2 separate regions of the Mus musculus genome follow, and region 2 is linked to region 1. The links are chromatin loops, found by intact Hi-C in ENCODE. Cell type or tissue: heart. All regions are shown on one strand.

Region 1 (8,000 bases):
AGCATGTGCACACATCCTGTAATCGCTAAAACATCTTGTGCATCACATGTTGCACAGCACCCATTACTTCACAAGTGTGTACTCACACACACACACAAATGAAAACGTGATAGCATGGTGCCAAGCCTCCCACCCAACACATCTCTCAAGCGTCTGTGAAATGCACACTGCTATTCCAAGAGATTCTGGGAAAAGTGAAAACTTCACATTGGGGGGGTAGACAGCAGTCAGGGAGGCATCCTCAGGTGGAGAGAGGAGAAATTTCCCAGGGTCAGTACTGCTCTTTCCACAGATCTGTGGGATGCTCTTTATTTTTTTAAAGGTGTGTTTGTATGTGCACATGCATGTGTGTGTCCTCAGAAGCCAGAGGTAGTAGGTCCCCTGAAGCTGGAGTTACAGGTAGTTGTGAGCTGCCTGACACAGATTCTGGGAACTGAACATGCATGGATCCTTCTGGAAGAGAAATACATAGTCTTGACCATTGAAATGTTCAAATCCTCTGCCTTCCTGTGAAGCACTTTATATACTTTACAATGATGCTACTTTAAAACAAAACATGAGGTGTACGGTGGCAGATCTCCTACCTAGACTGCATAAGGCTCTGTGCTCCATCTCCAGCAATGCATACTCGTGCACACAAACTAGCTCTGAGCCAGGTGTAGTGGCACACACCTTTAATCCCAGCACATGAAGGCAGAAGCAGGAGGATCTCTTTGGGTTTGAGGCCAGTCTAATCTAAAGAGCAAGTTCCAGGACTGCCAGGACTACATAAAGACACCCTGTTTCTTTCTTTCTTTTTTTTTTTTTTTTTAAGATTTATTTATTTATTATATGTAAGTACACTGTAGCTGTCTTCAGACACACCAGAAGAGGGCGTCAGATCTTGTTACGGATGGTTGTGAGCCACCATGTGGTTGCTGGGATTTGAACTCTGGACCTTTGGAAGAGCAGTCGGGTGCTCTTACCCACTGAGCCATCTCACCAGCCCAAGACACCCTGTTTCAAACAAACAAACAAACACAAAAACAAAAACCCAAAAAACAGAACAGAACAAACAAACAAAAAGAAGATAAAATAACGAAATAAAATAACTTCCATCATTGTGCCCATTTCAGAGAGGGAAAGGTGAAGTCTGGAGAGATGGGGTCATTTTCTCTAAGCCTCATTCAAGTTATTTTTAAAATGCTGTCTTGAAACTGGAGAGCTGCCTCAGAGGTTTAAGCACTTGCTGCTCTTGTAGAGGACCCACATAGCAGTTAACAACCATCTGTGACTCCAGTTCCAGGAGATCCGACGCCCTCTTCTGGCCCCTGCAGGCACTGAACACATTGTAAACACATGCGTGCAGGCAAAACACCCAAGCACACACGATAATAATAACAATAATTAAATGTTATTTTGGCAACTGAGTCTACATGGGCTCTGTTCTCAAGATCAGCAAGTCATACCATTCCAGAGTGTGGCTGGCCCGACATAGTACTTGAAATGCCTGCCGTGCCAGCGCCTGGGAGGTGGAGACAGGAAGAGCAGATGTTGTTCAAGGTTAGGGCCAGCCTGGGCTGCAAGTGACCCTGTATCAGAACAAGAGTGGCCACTAAGAAAATGCACATTGTGACCTGAGGCCCAAGAGACAGAGTGGCCTCGGCCTGGTGTGAGGGATTAGCGTCAGGTCAAGCCTCCTGCAGTGGCCTCACTGAGCCAAATGTGCAAGAGATGGACCCAAACCTGCCTCCGTGGGGAGGAACACCAGGACTGAGCCTGGTGAATCCCCACCTCTCTGGCTGCCTCGGCTCATAATGCTCTGCTTGGTATGGTTTCCCTGCATAAGTGAGAATGGAATCATCCTAGGCCTTCTCCTAGGGCTGCTGGCCACCAACCTCCGTGGAGGAAACTACAGGAAACAGAGCTTTCTTCTTCCCCAGCTCCAGGAAGGAGCTGACTGGGTGGCTGTGGGAAGCCTCTCTGGAAGAGAGTGGAATGGGTGGGTGTGTCTACAGGCAGGCAGGTGTCCTGGAGGCCAGAGGTGTCAGATCCCCTGGGACTGGAGTTGCAGGTGGTTGGGGACCATGGACACAGTCCTCTGCTGTACCTGCTCTCAGCCTCCCCTCCAGCTCTCCACCTTACCTTTGAGACAGTCTTTCAGTGAACTGGAGCTCCCTGGCTGCTGGACTGGTTGGCCAGCCGGTCCCACAGATCCATCCCTCTGCCTCTGCCTTCCTAGCTAAGGGACTGCAAGCTCACACCACAGCTCTCATAGCTCACGGGTACCAGAGATCCATCGGTCCTTGTGGTTGTATGGCAAATGCTTGTGGGTGCAGCCATCTCCCTAGCCCTGGATTTCTGTGTTGTACTGGTGACAGAGGTGTTGGAAGGGAACCCCAAAGCCTTCTATGCTGGCCAGGCGCTCTCCCGCTAAGCCCCACCCCCCACTCTACTGCTTGGCCACACTCCACCCCAAACACACCCCACTCTTGAAATCTCAGCCTTCAGTTGTTGTCCTGTCTGCTGAATAGTGGGAAAGAAATATTAAAGATTTTTTTTTTTAATTCACCCAAAGGCTATCCAGATGTTGAGCAAATTCCTATTTCCTTAGTTTCTGGGGAGAAACTAGGCTTCCTGGAAGTATAAAAGGCTGGAGAGATCTCTCCAGAAGCCAGCTGGGAGGGACCCACAGAGCACCCTTGACACTGAACTTGACACTGAAAATAGCAACTGTGCCCTGGGAGTTGGGGAGTGTCCTGGGAGTGTCCTGCAGAACCAGGGCAGGTTCGGGCATCTCACCTAAGATCGAGCACAGCGGGCCTCGGCCCCAGCACCGACCAACCAGCTTGGATGCCAGCAGTACCGGTAGTCCAGAGATAAAGGGGGACCTCAGTGCAGGACTCCCCGCAGAGGAGCCATTATAGGGTCTGTGCTGCTGCAACCCCAGGATAGCAAGCAGCCAGGCCTTCACCCCTAGCCGAAAGCCCCTCACAGACCTTAGACTGGGAGGCAGAGTTCAGAGCGCTGGCAACAAGACTGCAGGGCTCTGAAGGAGTTGCAATCCAGGACAGGGGACCCTCCCATGTCCCACTGACTTGCCAGCACCTCAGCCCCTGTGTGGAGGTCAGAGGACAGCCTTGGGGGTCAGTTCTCCCTTCAGTCTTGTTTAAGAGTCTCCTGTTCACTGCTGCATGTGCCAGGCTATCTGGGCCAAGAGCCTTCGTAGGACTGGTCCTTTTGCCTCCCCTCTGCCCACAGCAGAACAGATGGGCTCAGTTGCAACCGTCTTTACATTCGTTCGGGGACTCAAATTCAGATTCCCACACCTGTGCAGCAAGCACCTTACTTATGAGCTTTCTCCCCAGCCCCCAGACTACAATTTAATTTGATTTTAGGTTTCAATTTCTCTAGGCAAGGTTTCTGAGTGTGGTCCTGACTGTCCTGGAACGTGTTCTGGAGACCAGGCTGGCTGCCTTCAAACTCTGGGATCCACCTGCCAGGCTGAGATTTTGTTTTAAAACAAGCAAAAATGACTGTAAAGGTAGACTTTGCTCAAAGCAAGCAGTGTTTGGTGAGAAATAAATATGCACACACACACACACACACACATACACATATATATGTATATGTGTACACATATGTATATATGTGTGTGTGTATATATATATGTGTATATGTGTGTGTATATGTATATATGTGTGCATGTGTGTGTGTGTCCTTTGAAACAGTGTTAGGAACCTAGCCCCAACATGCCATATTGGCGATCAACCCTAAGATGAGCTCTGATTGGACCAGTTTAATCCCATATGGCCACCCTAAGCCAATCACCGTAGTGATTGTGTTTTGAACCCTCTGATTGGCTGGTGCTAAGTTACACGCTCCTTGTTGGAGCGGAGGCTTACGGGAATTTTTTGAGAGACAAAAAACTCCTGGAATAAATGACTCTCTACCAGAAAATGGCAGGTTCTAGCAGGAGGCAAAGGCTGTAGACGCAGGGTCGGGAGTCAGCAGACAACTTGAACTGACACACTGGGAAGTGGAGAGAATCACAAAAGATGACAATTTTGGTCTTTTGCAACTTTTATTTGGGATGTATTTAATTTTAGGTGCCTGAATGTCTGTGCACTGCATGGGTGCAGTATTCACAGAGGACACAAGAGGGCGTCGGATCCCCTGGAACTGAATTACGGAGGGTTGTGGGTGCTGGGAGCTGAAGCCAGTTCTCCGAAAGAAAAAGTGCTCTCCAGCCGGCTCTCCAACCCCAATTCTGAGTCTTGTGTACATTTCTGTGTCTATAAATGCACAGACCTGTGTTCCAGTTTGAGTATGTGTCCACAGTGCACTTGTGGGAGTCTAGGACAACCTCCAGTGTCTGTCTTGTCCTTTGCTGCTCTGTGCGCTAGAATAGAGCCCTGGAGCCCTTCCTGTCTCCACTCCCATTTCTGTATAGGACGGCTGCGGCGATGGGCTCACCATCCCAGACAGGCTTTGTGTGGGTTCTGGGGATCTAAGCTCAGGTCTTCTTGCTCACCCAGCAACTCTTTACGCACAAACCACCACCACCCCACCCCACCCCACCCCACCCCCAGCCGCCCCCTTCCTCCATAACATCTTCTAACAAAGTCAAGTGTAGAACCAAACCGATTTCCTCGGGCCAACTTTTACTTCAAGTGACTTTTCCCAGAAAGCCTCCCAGCAGGAGCAGGGGCACCTCAGGCTAGAGACTCAAAAGCCAGCCACCAGGGGACTCTGTTCCAGTGAGAGTCACTTTCTAGGAAATGCAACAAAGGAGCCCCTGCGAGGGTGTGACCGACTGATGCCTTCGGGGTGGGCGCAGCCAGGCTAAGGATGTGGGAACACAGCCTGGGTCCCAAACGGAGAGCAGGAGAATGTTAATGGAAAACACCCTGGCCTAGGCTGATTGTGTGTGTGTGTGTGTGTGTGTGTGTGTGTGTGTACATGCCTGAGCACATACGTGCTTGTGTGTGTTTGGGGGGCGGGGTTGTGGGGGTTGTGGGCGCATGTTCGTGGATGACAGAGAACAATTGCTCCCAACATTACTTTTTAGGCAGGATCTCTTGCTAACCCTGGAGCTCACCCATTGAATTACGCCGGCTGCCTAGGGGATCCTCCTGTCTCTGTCACTCTAGCACTGGGATTACAGGTATGCACCCCCATGCTTGCTTTCTCCTGTGGGCACTGATGATCCCAGTTTAGGTCCTCATACTGTGGAACAAGCACTCTGCTCACTGAGTGATCCCGGCTTCACGCTATTCTTTCAGACAGAACTACAGCAGGCTGAGAGGACACATACAGCCTTGAACACTGGGGCACTGAAGCAGGAGGGCTGAGAGTTCAAAGCCAGCCTGGTTGCCAGTGAGATCCTGTTGAGACCCTGCCTCAAACACCTACAGAGAGTCTTTGTAGTTCTATCTAGCTGACATCTGGCTTGGTTTAGACCCCCTCTTTCCCCCCAGGACATCATACCATGAACCTTGGTAGGGTTTCCCTGAGCCTACTGTCCACTCAAGGGATAGGAAGAAAACCCTTCCTCCAGTGGGGAGAGTAGCAAGCTGTGGAAGGCAGGTAGGTGCCTGGATATTGGGCAAATTATGGTAGTAACCCGACCTCAGCCTCCTGCCTTGGTGGTCAGGGCTGAGGGAACTTCCACACTGGATAGACCCCACATCACCCCCATAGCTGGAGGAGACTGAAGAAAAGGTTTTTCTTCTGTGTTCTAGGCCATTGTACCCCAACAGCCAGAAAGAAAAACCAAAACACCATCTAAATACAATTTAAACAACAACAATAACCAAAAAACATTATGGGTAAGGGGGCTGATGCCACCTGTTAGCCAGAAAGTGGCAGGAGCCAGGCATTGTGATGCACACCTTTGATCCTAGCACTTGGGAGGAAGAGGAACTCAGATCTCTCTGTGAGGTCAGAGCCAGCCTGGTCTGCAGAGTGGAAAAAAAGAGAAGAGGCAGTGTCTTAGTCAGGGTTTCTATTCCTGCACAAACATCATGACCAAGAAGCACTTGGGGAGGAAAGGGTTTATTGGGCTTACAATTCCATACTGCTGTTTATCACCAAGGAAGTCAGGACTGGAACTCAAGCAGGTCAGGAAGCAGGAGCTGATGCAGAGGCCATGGAGGGATGATCTTTACTGGCTTGCTTCCCCTGGCTTGCTCAGCCTGCTCTCTTATAGAACCCAAGACTACCAGCCCAGGGATGGTACCACCCACAAGGGGCCCTTCCCGCTTGATCACTAATAGAGAAAATGTCCCACAGCTGGATCTCATGGAGGCATTTCTCAAACTGAAGCTCCTTTCTCTGTGATAACTCCAGCTGTGTCAAGTTGACACAAAACTAGCCAGTACAGGTAGAGAGGCAAGAAACTGCCATTTGCAGATCACCGGGGCTCTTGGCATGGCAGACACAGTGAATTTCATGGTGTGATTCCCATTTTGCTGATGAGAAAGCTGAGGCACAGGAGAGTGAAGGGGCAAGGCTGAGAATTTCCACCCAGGATCCCCCCTCCTCTCCTCCTTCTCTCCTCCCCACTTTCTCCCCCCTCCGAAACTCTTCTCTTTCTCCTCTTTTCTCCCTGTCCTCCCCTCCTACTTTCCCTCCTCCTTCCTCCTTTGTTTCTTGCACGCCCCTCTTCCCCGCTCCTCCTCCTGTGTCTCTTCTAACACATTTCTCCCACAAATGACGTTTGACAAGTCATGGAGATGGAAACTGAGAGCAGCTTCCGGTGTCCTCGGGTGATCAATCCTCTCTAAGGAGCGACCTCATTTAAGCATATTTATTAAGCACCTGTGATAGCCACAGATGGAGAACTTCTCAGACACTCTGGCCCTGAGGGCTCATGCCAAGCACAGAGAGCAGCATCAAGCAGCTAGATTCGGGAGATCAGAGAAAGGCAGAGGAGAGCATAAAAACAGGTGACAAGGGCTCAGACCCCAGCTGGGTCCCCGAGGAACTGTCTTTAAGATGAAGTCCATGTGACATCAGCACACAGAAGGCCTGAAGAGATGCTTGAGTGTAGACAGCACGTGCAAAGGTCCTGTGGTAAGACCCAATGGACAACTGCGGCCAGAGAATGGGCTCAGTCACTCAGGAAATGGAGTCTGGGTGGCAGATGTATCTATGGTGACTTTTGCCTGTGAATTACTTTCTAGGTGGTTGAAATGATACACTAAACTCAGGCAGACCCACGAGGACTCCCAGATGGTGCTGGAGGAGTGGCCAAGGTCACCTGTAAATGGCTAGTGGTAGTTGTCATCAATCCAGAGTCACACGAAAGGGAATCTCATCGAGGGGTCATCTAGACTTGGTGGGACTGCAGGCTTGTCTATGTGAGACTGGCTTCATTAGGTATGTGACGTGGGCAGACCTACCTGCTGCGGGAGGGACTGTCTCCTGGCCTGGGTGTCCTGGACTGGATGAAAAGGAGACCACCAGCAGCACACTAGCCTGTGTCTACCAAGTCACTGCTCTTTGACTGTGCATTTGATGTGATCAGCAGCCTCAAGTTCTTGCTGCCTCAACCTCCCTCAGTGATCCATGGGACCCGGGGCTGTGAGCTAGAGAAACCTCTCCCTTACGCGGAAATGAAGGCAGCTGGTTCCTTTGGAAGATGCCTTGGCAGATTGGTGTTGATGTTGGTTTTGTGAAACAGTCTTGCTATGTAGCCCAGGCTGGCTCATATTTGCTTTGCTGTCTCTGCCTCTCAAGTGCTAGAGTTATCCATGTGCCCTACCACACCCAACTCTCTCTCTCTCTCTCTCTCTCTCTCTCAAAGATTTATTCATTTATTTTATGCATACAAGAACACTGTCTGAATCAGACACACCAGAAGAGGGCATCAGATCCCATTACAGATGGTTGTGAGCCACCATGTGGTTGCCAGCAATTGAACTCGGGACCTCTGGAAGAGCAGTCTGTGCTCTTAACCACTGAGCCATCTCTCCAGCACCCCCCCCCTCTTTTTTTTTTCTTTTAATGAAATGTTT
Region 2 (8,000 bases), 180 kb after region 1:
GGGAGGAAGAAGATCGCCATGTCAAATGTTAATTTAAAAAAAAAAATCGTGGAAATTTACAAACTGTTCCCACCATGCAGGGTACATTTCTAAAGAATGTAACAGGGTGGGTCTGTAGTGTTGGTGCGTGCGTGTGCACACGGGTGTGCTTAAGGGTGTGTGCACCTATTTGGGCCACAGGACAGCCTCAGGGGCCAGTCCTCCATTGCTGTTCACCTTTTTCTGAGATGAACGGGGCTAGGCGGACTGGCCAGTGCGCAGGCGCCAGGATCCTCCTGTCCCTGCCTTCCTGGGGCTGGAATTACACACGTGTACCACCAGGACTTGATTTCTCAGGGATCCTCTGTCCCTGTCTCCCTGGGGCTGGAATTACACACGTGTACCACCAGGACTTGATTTCTCAGGAATCCTCCATCCCTGTCTCCCTGGGGCTGGAATCACAAAGTTTACCACCAGGACTTGATTTCTTTCCCCATAGCTTCTGGGGATGGAGCTCAGAGCCCTGTGCTTCTACAACAAGCACTTGACCAACTAAGCCATGCCTGGACTGTTTTTTGGTTTTGTGTGTGTGTGTGTGTGTGTGTGTGTGTGTGTGTGTTTATATTTATCTTGTGGGTGTGCATATGCTAAGGCATTTGTGTGGAGGTCAGAGGATAACTTGTGGGAGTCTGTTTCTGGGTTCCAGGGTCCGAACTCGGGTTGTCAGACTGTGTAGTGTCAGATCAGTCATTTGGCTGGCTTGGAACTCACACATCTGTCTACCTCTGGCTGGAAGTTCGGCAGCGTGCACCACCAAATGAGGTCCAGCCCTTATTTTTAATGACAGAGTCTCGATCTGTTGCCCAGATTGCCCTGAATGTAGGCAATCCACCTGCCTCACCCTCCTGAGTGCTGGGATTACAAGTGTTAAGCCATCAAGCCAGGCTGAGTGTTTATAACTTAGAAGACCATGATGAAGTGAAACTGTAACCCTTGCCAAGGGGTCTCGGGGGTGGGGGTGGGATGGCGGTGTGTGGGTGCAGAGCTCTGCTGACCTGAGCCAGACTCACCATCTCAGGAGCCTGTAATTTACAGAGCCGGGTCAGGCTGTTAACTGACTTATCTCTCAACCCACTGAACACTAATTCTCAGAGCTTCTCGGGGGGGTGGGGGGGTGGGGGGGGCTTGTCAGTCCGGATCAGCTCTGGTTTGAGGATTTGGGGGCAGGGAGAGGAGATGGGGAGAACGGAGGTTACAAGTCAGTCTCTAAACCAAAGAGGCAGGAGCCAAGAGCTAATCCACACTGTTTCTCTGGTCTTCAGGCTTCTTAAGCCAAGCTGACAACAAGGCTCCCCTCCCCCGCAGCACCTTTATCAAAGGCAAACTATTTTCTACATTCCCTTCTTACACAGCCCTGGTTTGCAGCAGATCTGCCGGAGAGATCCAGGAAGCTCTGGCCTGGCCCTCCCTCCCTTCGAGAAAGGAAAGTTCAGGTAGTGAGGGATGCCACACCCGGGGGGAGGGGAGGGCGGATGTGACGGCAGCTTCAGGAATGCAGGGCCCACGCAGGTGCATTGGCACCCATGAGCTTCCTCCTCAAAGCAGCTGATAAAGGAGTCTCGATAGCAGTAATAGCAGCCACCCAACCATCATCCACACAGACTTGGGGCCACAGGTCCACAGTTCTCAAGGTGTGACCCGCTCAGGGCAGAGGCAGGAGAAAGGTGAGATTGGAGGTCCTGTGCTTTCTGGCACATCGGTTTTCAGAGTGGCCCACGGGTCCACTGGCACCTGGAAACCTCGCTAGGGGAATTTCCAAAGTCATATTGTTCTCATGAAGGCGTCGCATCTCACCTTCCTTGTCTCAGAAGCAGATGATGGAGTTTTCCGCAAAAGACAGGACAAATGATGACATCATCTTTACCTGCTTGGAATATGTATTGTGCATTGTTTTAAACGCGTTTCTGGTTTAGTTCCAATACAATAAACACTCATAGGCATTCACAAACTTGGAGGTTCCCTGTAATGTTTAGTTTCAGGGGTCCTGGGACCCAAAGAGCTGTAACTGCTGGGCTGATGCTGTTGACCAGGGTACTGGGCCTGTGGCTGCCCCTCAAAACCACAAATCTTCTTTCCACCACACAGGTATGGGTTGGGAAGGCAGTGTGAGATTCAGCTTGAGGGACAGTCTCTCTCTCTCTCTCCAGGACTTCCACCCCAGAATGGCCAGGGAAACCTTAAAATCGCCTACCAACAGCTGGTGAAGAGATTCGTTCAAGGGGAAAGGGGCTTCTTATCTTTGAAGCTACAGGGTGTAGCCTGGAGAAGCCACAGATTCGGCTCCTCTTGTCCCCAAATACATACATGAGCGCATGACAAGAGCCTGGCTCTCCCAGGGTGAACAAACAACTGAGCAAAGCCAGGGTATCCCCGCCACTGGGTAGCTTTCATTGTACATAGAGTAACGCTGTTTCAAGTGCACGTGCACGAAGGAAAATAGAAAAGCTGAACCCCATCACAGCGGAAAGATGTTAGATTCTGTGGTCCAAGGGGAGAGTGGGCAGGAGTGAAGGCCCCTGATCAGCTAGCTCTTCAGCCCTCTGTGGGGTAGGAGGGTCGTCGAGGGAGACTTTCACTTTTCTCCTAGCACCAGCAAGACCAATGGGTAAACAAAACAGAGAGAGAGGCAGCAGCCTCAGTGTGGGGCGCTCAGAGATTAGGAATTGGTGTTGTTACCCCAGGACACAGCTCGGTCACTGGGGGAACAGAACACAGCCCAGAGGCTGGCGTTGGTGCAAACAACAAACGGGCAAGAAATTGCTCCACAGAGAGACGACTTCAGCCTCAGAGGGCGGATGGTGAGGCCCGCAGGGAGCCAGGGCCTGTGGGGACCATCGCAGGCCTCAGCTCCCTGGTCCTCTCCTGATACCCAGGGCACCCTCGGGACAGGGAAGATCTAGAGCAGTGGTTCTCAACCTTCCTAATGCTGTGACCTCGCATTCTGATGACCTCCAGCCATAAAATGATTTTCCTAGCTACTTAACTGTAATTTTGCTACTGTTATGAATCGCAATGTAAATATCTGTGTTTTAGGTCTCAGGTGACCCCGGAGGAAGAGTCGTCCTGGGGTCAAGAGCCCACAGGTTGAGAAGCGCTGATTGAGACGAAAGTGCAGTTTCCAGGCCTAGACATCCCCCCACCCCCGACCCCCAAGCTTCTCCCTCTAATGACTGCTGCAGAGGCGGGAAAACTTGAAACTCTTTCCACAATAGTTTCAGGGGGCCGCCAAGAAGCCGCAGCATGGGGGGGGGCTCAGGCCGAAGAGGGGCCCCAGATGCCCAGTCACCCCACATCATCACGGCAAGGGAACGGCTGTACACACATTCCAAGCAGGTGACTAGGGCGCGTTAAAGATACGGGCGCTCCCGACCCGACCCAGCCGGCGAAAACGCTCGCGCGCATGCGCAAAATACACACCCTCCTGAACGGCAGTCCAGGTGCGCTCGCGCTTCCGGCCGGCCTTCCCCATCGCCTTCTCGGGGCGGAAACTCTACAGCCGGCGCATGCGTCCTACTGCTCCCCCGGCTCAATCCAGAGAGGCCCCAGAGCTTCAGGTGATCCCGCCCCTCCCTCGCAAGGCAGGACCAATCGCGAGGGCTGTGGGCGGGGCTTCCCAACCACGAGGCCCGCCCACGGGCCGCGCGAGCCCCGCAGGCTGCGTGCCGATTGGCTGACGCCGCGGGCGCAGGTGCGCGCTTCCCATTGGGTGTGGGCGGAGCGCAAGCCGCGCGCCGAAGCTGCAGGTGAGCGCGCGCACGTGCCGCGGCCGCGGCCCAGCTCGGTGCACGAGCGCGCGGGCGCGCGTCCGCGGGGGAGGCAGCGGATAAGGGAGGCTGCGGCGGCTGTAGGGCTGTGCTCCGCCCTCTCCTCACCGCCGCGGCCGCCGCCGCCCCCGAGCCTCGCTGGGAGGGACCGGTGTCCCCGCCTGCTGCACTGGCAGTCCGACCCTCAGGCCGCCGCGGAGCAGCCGGCACTGCGCTGCGGGGAGGACCTCAGCAGGTGCCGTGACGAGGCGCCGTGCGGCGCTTCGAGTCCCGAGCCCGCGCTCCGCGGCCCCGCCGCCCGCGCTCCCGAGGGCCGGCCCCCGACGAGGCCGCCGGCGGCCGGGCACTCAGCATGAACCGCGGCCACCGGCACGGGGCGAGCAGCGGCTGCCTGGGCACCATGGAGGTGAAGAGCAAGGTGCGCGGCCGGGCGGGGCAACGGGGGCGAGGGCCGGTGGGATGGTCGACGCGGGGCTGCCCCGTGAGGACGCAGAGTGGCGGGATGGTGGACCTCGGCTGCCCCTGTGGGAACGCGGGCGGAGGGCGAGCTGCTGGCCGAAGCACGTAGGAGAGAAACTTGGTGGAGCGCGGCGATGTGAGGCGTTTGCGTCTGCTCCGCAGCACAGCCCCTGTTTTCTATCCTTCATATTCCCGCCTTGCTTTTAGGGTGGGATGAGGATCGCTCCAGTGCAAGGTGATGGGATAACTTTGGGGGATCCCTTCACCCCGGGCACGAGCCAGAGGCTTTCGGAACACCTTGTTGTCTTCTCGTATAACCTTTTATTGGGGCTCGGGGGTACATCGAGTGGAGGAGAGCTCTTTTTCCAGCCCTAACTTTGGTATGCGTCTAATCTATGAAATTAGCGCTATCGCCTTACTCTGGTGCTGCGCTTGACAATTTGAGACGCTGCTGTTTTCATTCCGACTCTTCATTCGGAATGCTTTCCCCCTTGGCGGATCTGCCAGTCTTCTGTTAGTGACTTCAGTGTCGGTGGGATTCCTCAATCCCAAGGCCGGGTGAGCAGAGTAGCCCGTGGGGATTAGCTGGAGAATGCCGTCTTCCAAAAGGGGCTTTTCAGATGGAATCTGAAGGTGATCCGTAGCCACCGGAACATGTCGCCAAGCTTCTCCTGACTTTGAACGGCCAGGAGGGGCAGGATTATGTAGCCTGGTTCTCGGAGAGTTCTGAAATGATAAGAAACCCTGCTTTTAAAGGGTGTGACTTCCCCCAAACTCGGCTGTAGGACCAGGTCTTGCCGATGGCTTTTTACTGAGCAACTTGTAAAACGGTGGTAGAGGGCATTGCTGACCGTGAGAATTTAGAGCAAAATTGTGGCTAGACACACAGAAGGAGCGGTGTATCGAACACCCACTGCAAAAATAAGAAGCGTGGTGGTTAAGGGACCCCTGGGGGAATGTCGGTCCGGGAAGTGGGGTGAGTGAGGAAAGCTACCTGGAGCCTTTGTGGTTCCTGGGCTTGAGAGCAAAGTTCTGTAACTAAGAATCACAGATCTACATTTGCTTTTAATTTGGGGGGATTTTTGTTTGTTTGTTTTCTTTTTGTTTTTTTGCTTTGTTGTTTTGTTTGTAATCTCCTCTAACTATTGAGACTAGAACTAGAGAGTGCCAGACACAGTCTTAATGGAGGAGTGGGAGGAATTTATATATCAGATAGGAACTAGATTGAAACACAGGTCTGTGTAATAATAACAGGACTGTTGGTGTTAGAGAGATGGCACTGCATTTATGAATGTACGCTGCTCTTGCAGGACACCCAAGCTCAGTTCGCCGCACCCCTGCCGAGCAACACACACCTGTAACTTTCTTTAAATTTACTATTTTACATGTATAAATGCCTGCCTGTATGTCTGTGTACCACCTGAATGCCTGGTGCTCTAGGAAGCCAGAATCCCAGAGGGAGTCAAGTCGGATCCCCTGGACCTGAAGTTAAAATAGTGAGCTACCTTGTGGGCGCTGACCCAAACCCAGAGCCTCTGAGTGAGCTGTGTTGCATTTAACCACCGAGCCTTCTCTCCAGTTCCAGAACATCTGGTGCTCTGGCTTCCCATGGCACCGACACATGGCATACATAGACGGAGCTGCCGGCATACACATAATTGTTTTAGAGTAAAACTGTATGATAGTTTAAGGAACACACCCTTCCTGGCTGGGTTCTGCACAACAGCAAATAAAGTGACTTGTTAGTATAGGGAGATGACTGACTCCAGAAATGTCTGTCTTTTTCTCTAACCATTTGTAGCTGTCAACACACAAGCTTTCTCCTGGCATCTCTTTGTAGTTTGGCTTGTGGGACTTGAGGTGAGGAAAGAAAACCACTTGTGATGCTGCATAATACCAACACTCAGTTTTATGGTCCTGATCTCGGTAGTGAGCCTTTACATGTTTTTTTAATCATTAAAAAAATGAGTAGAGATTCTAGGTGTGCCAATAAGTTAGATAGGAGTGGGTCTCTGGTGGAAGGAAACCAAGCTCTTGTGGACTGGAATTTCAAGCTTTTTGTTTTCCTTTTTCATCTACTGATTTTTGAATATTTTACATAGTTCTGTCCAAGGTGTGTGGTTTCTATTTCAGCTGCCATACCATACTTCTAGTGTGAGCCCTCCTCTAAACAGAAGCAGGGCAGTCAGAAGATACACTCGGGAAATGCTGCCATGCTGTGTGTCTGTTAACAGACAGACAGACAGCATAGGCCAGAGTTTGTTCACCCTGCTTTGTGGGGTTTTGAGATGGCTCCCCACCCCCACCCTTTCCCCTCCTTCCATGTAGCCCTGACTGTCCTAGAGAACATTTATGTGTGTGCATGAATGCAGGTGCCAACAGAGTCCAGAAGAGGGCGTCAGCTCAATTGACTGAAATTACAGGTGCTTGTGAGCTACCAGACATGGGTGGAAACTGAACTTGGGTCCTCTGGAAGAGCACTGCATGTTCTTTTGTTGTAGTAGTTGTAGTTGTTGTTGTTTTAAAGTTTTATTTATTATTTATATGAGTACATTGTAGCTGTCTTCAGACACACCAGAAGAGGGCATCAGATTCCATTACAGATGGTTGTGAGCCACCATGTGGTTTCTGGGAATTGAACTCAGGACCTCTGGAAGAGCAGTCAGTACTCTTAACCACTGAGCCATCTCTCCAGCCCCCGTTGTTGTTGTTTTTTAAGACAGGGTCTCTACATAGCCCTGGCTGTTCTAAAACTCATTATGTAGACCAGGCTGGTCTTGAACTCAGAGATCCGGCTGCCTCTGTTGGGAGTAAAGTCATGTGTTGCTAGTCCTACCTTAGCTCAGGTTTGTAAAAAAAATAATTTCAGTTTATGCTATGTGAATAGTAAAAACTCCCTTAAATTTCCACTATGTTCTGATCATTTACTTGGCATGATGGGCGTGTGGGGATTCGCAGGTTCCGCAGTGGGAGTGGAGAGGTCAGAGGACAGCCCTAGGAAGTTGCTTCTCACCACCACGTGGGTCTTGGGGATTGGATTCAGGCTCTGAGGCTTGGCAGCAAGCACTTACCTACTGAACCATCTGCTGGTCCAGGGTTAGTTCTGTAATATCACAGTTAGGCGATCCTAACCAGAACTGGAGAGTGTGTAGGTCATAGGTAGGCTCTCCTTCATAGCAACAGTAGCGTCAGCCAGGGACGGCACACACCTTTAACCCCAGAATGTAGACGCAGAGGCAGGAGGATTTCTGAGTTCCAGGTCTGCCAGGACTACATAGAGAAACCCTGTCTATCTTGAAAAGAGAAAGAAAGAAAGAAACAATAGTGTCCGCTTTATCGTCTTTGCTCTGGGAAGGGAGCCGTGGTACAGATAGGAGGAATAATGGAGAGTGTAAATAAGGTTCTAGTTAGAGGTGTGATGCCAGCAGCTGGGTGATTTCTTTGGTAACTGATTTATCTTCCTGATTGTTTCTCCAGAAAGTTCTCTGTAATCATTTTGATGTCCTTAGGTAACCTTGGTCTCAAGGGCAGGGGCTACTACAGTGGAGCTTGACCGCCATACTCGGGCCTGGTTGCATCTCCACCACAGCCAAGACACTGGCCCCACAGCCTCGAAACGGTCTGGGGACACACCACTTCCTAATTGCTACTCATGGGCAAACACAATATCAACTGTACTGCGCGCACACACACACACACACACACACACACACCGTGATCCCAGCTGTCAGTGCAAGC

What was found. Hi-C counts contacts between places; a loop is a spot of excess contacts. Peaks named below come from ENCODE experiments on the same cell type or tissue, not always from the same donor. Only the 100,000 strongest peaks of a DNase experiment are listed, where the experiment ranks them.
Region 2: a loop joins it to region 1, with 2.2 times the contacts of the local background. A loop is called at or near these places in 3 of 42 quality-filtered maps.

The regions. Positions count from the first base shown.
Region 1 is chr2:167,901,014-167,909,013 of GRCm38, forward strand. No RefSeq gene overlaps it. Among named protein-coding and RNA genes, the nearest start is that of Ptpn1, 27 kb to the right of the region's middle. In heart, CTCF peaks have their summits at 1,303 (motif pointing left), 4,122 (motif pointing right) and 7,845 (motif pointing right); no DNase peak of the experiment used is centred here; H3K27me3 peaks cover 418 bases.
Region 2 is chr2:168,077,139-168,085,138 of GRCm38, forward strand. It overlaps Pard6b (par-6 family cell polarity regulator beta), which reads left to right and starts at 3,866. Exons shown (of 3, transcript NM_021409.2): 1 at 3,866-4,221. The coding sequence starts at 4,156. It overlaps Gm39990 (a long non-coding RNA gene), which reads right to left and starts at 3,588. Exons shown (of 2, transcript XR_867010.1): 1 at 3,362-3,588; 2 at 1,274-2,622. In heart, no CTCF peak of the experiment used is centred here; a DNase peak (open chromatin) is centred at 3,603; H3K4me3 peaks cover 3,885 bases; H3K27ac peaks cover 4,271 bases; H3K27me3 peaks cover 1,396 bases.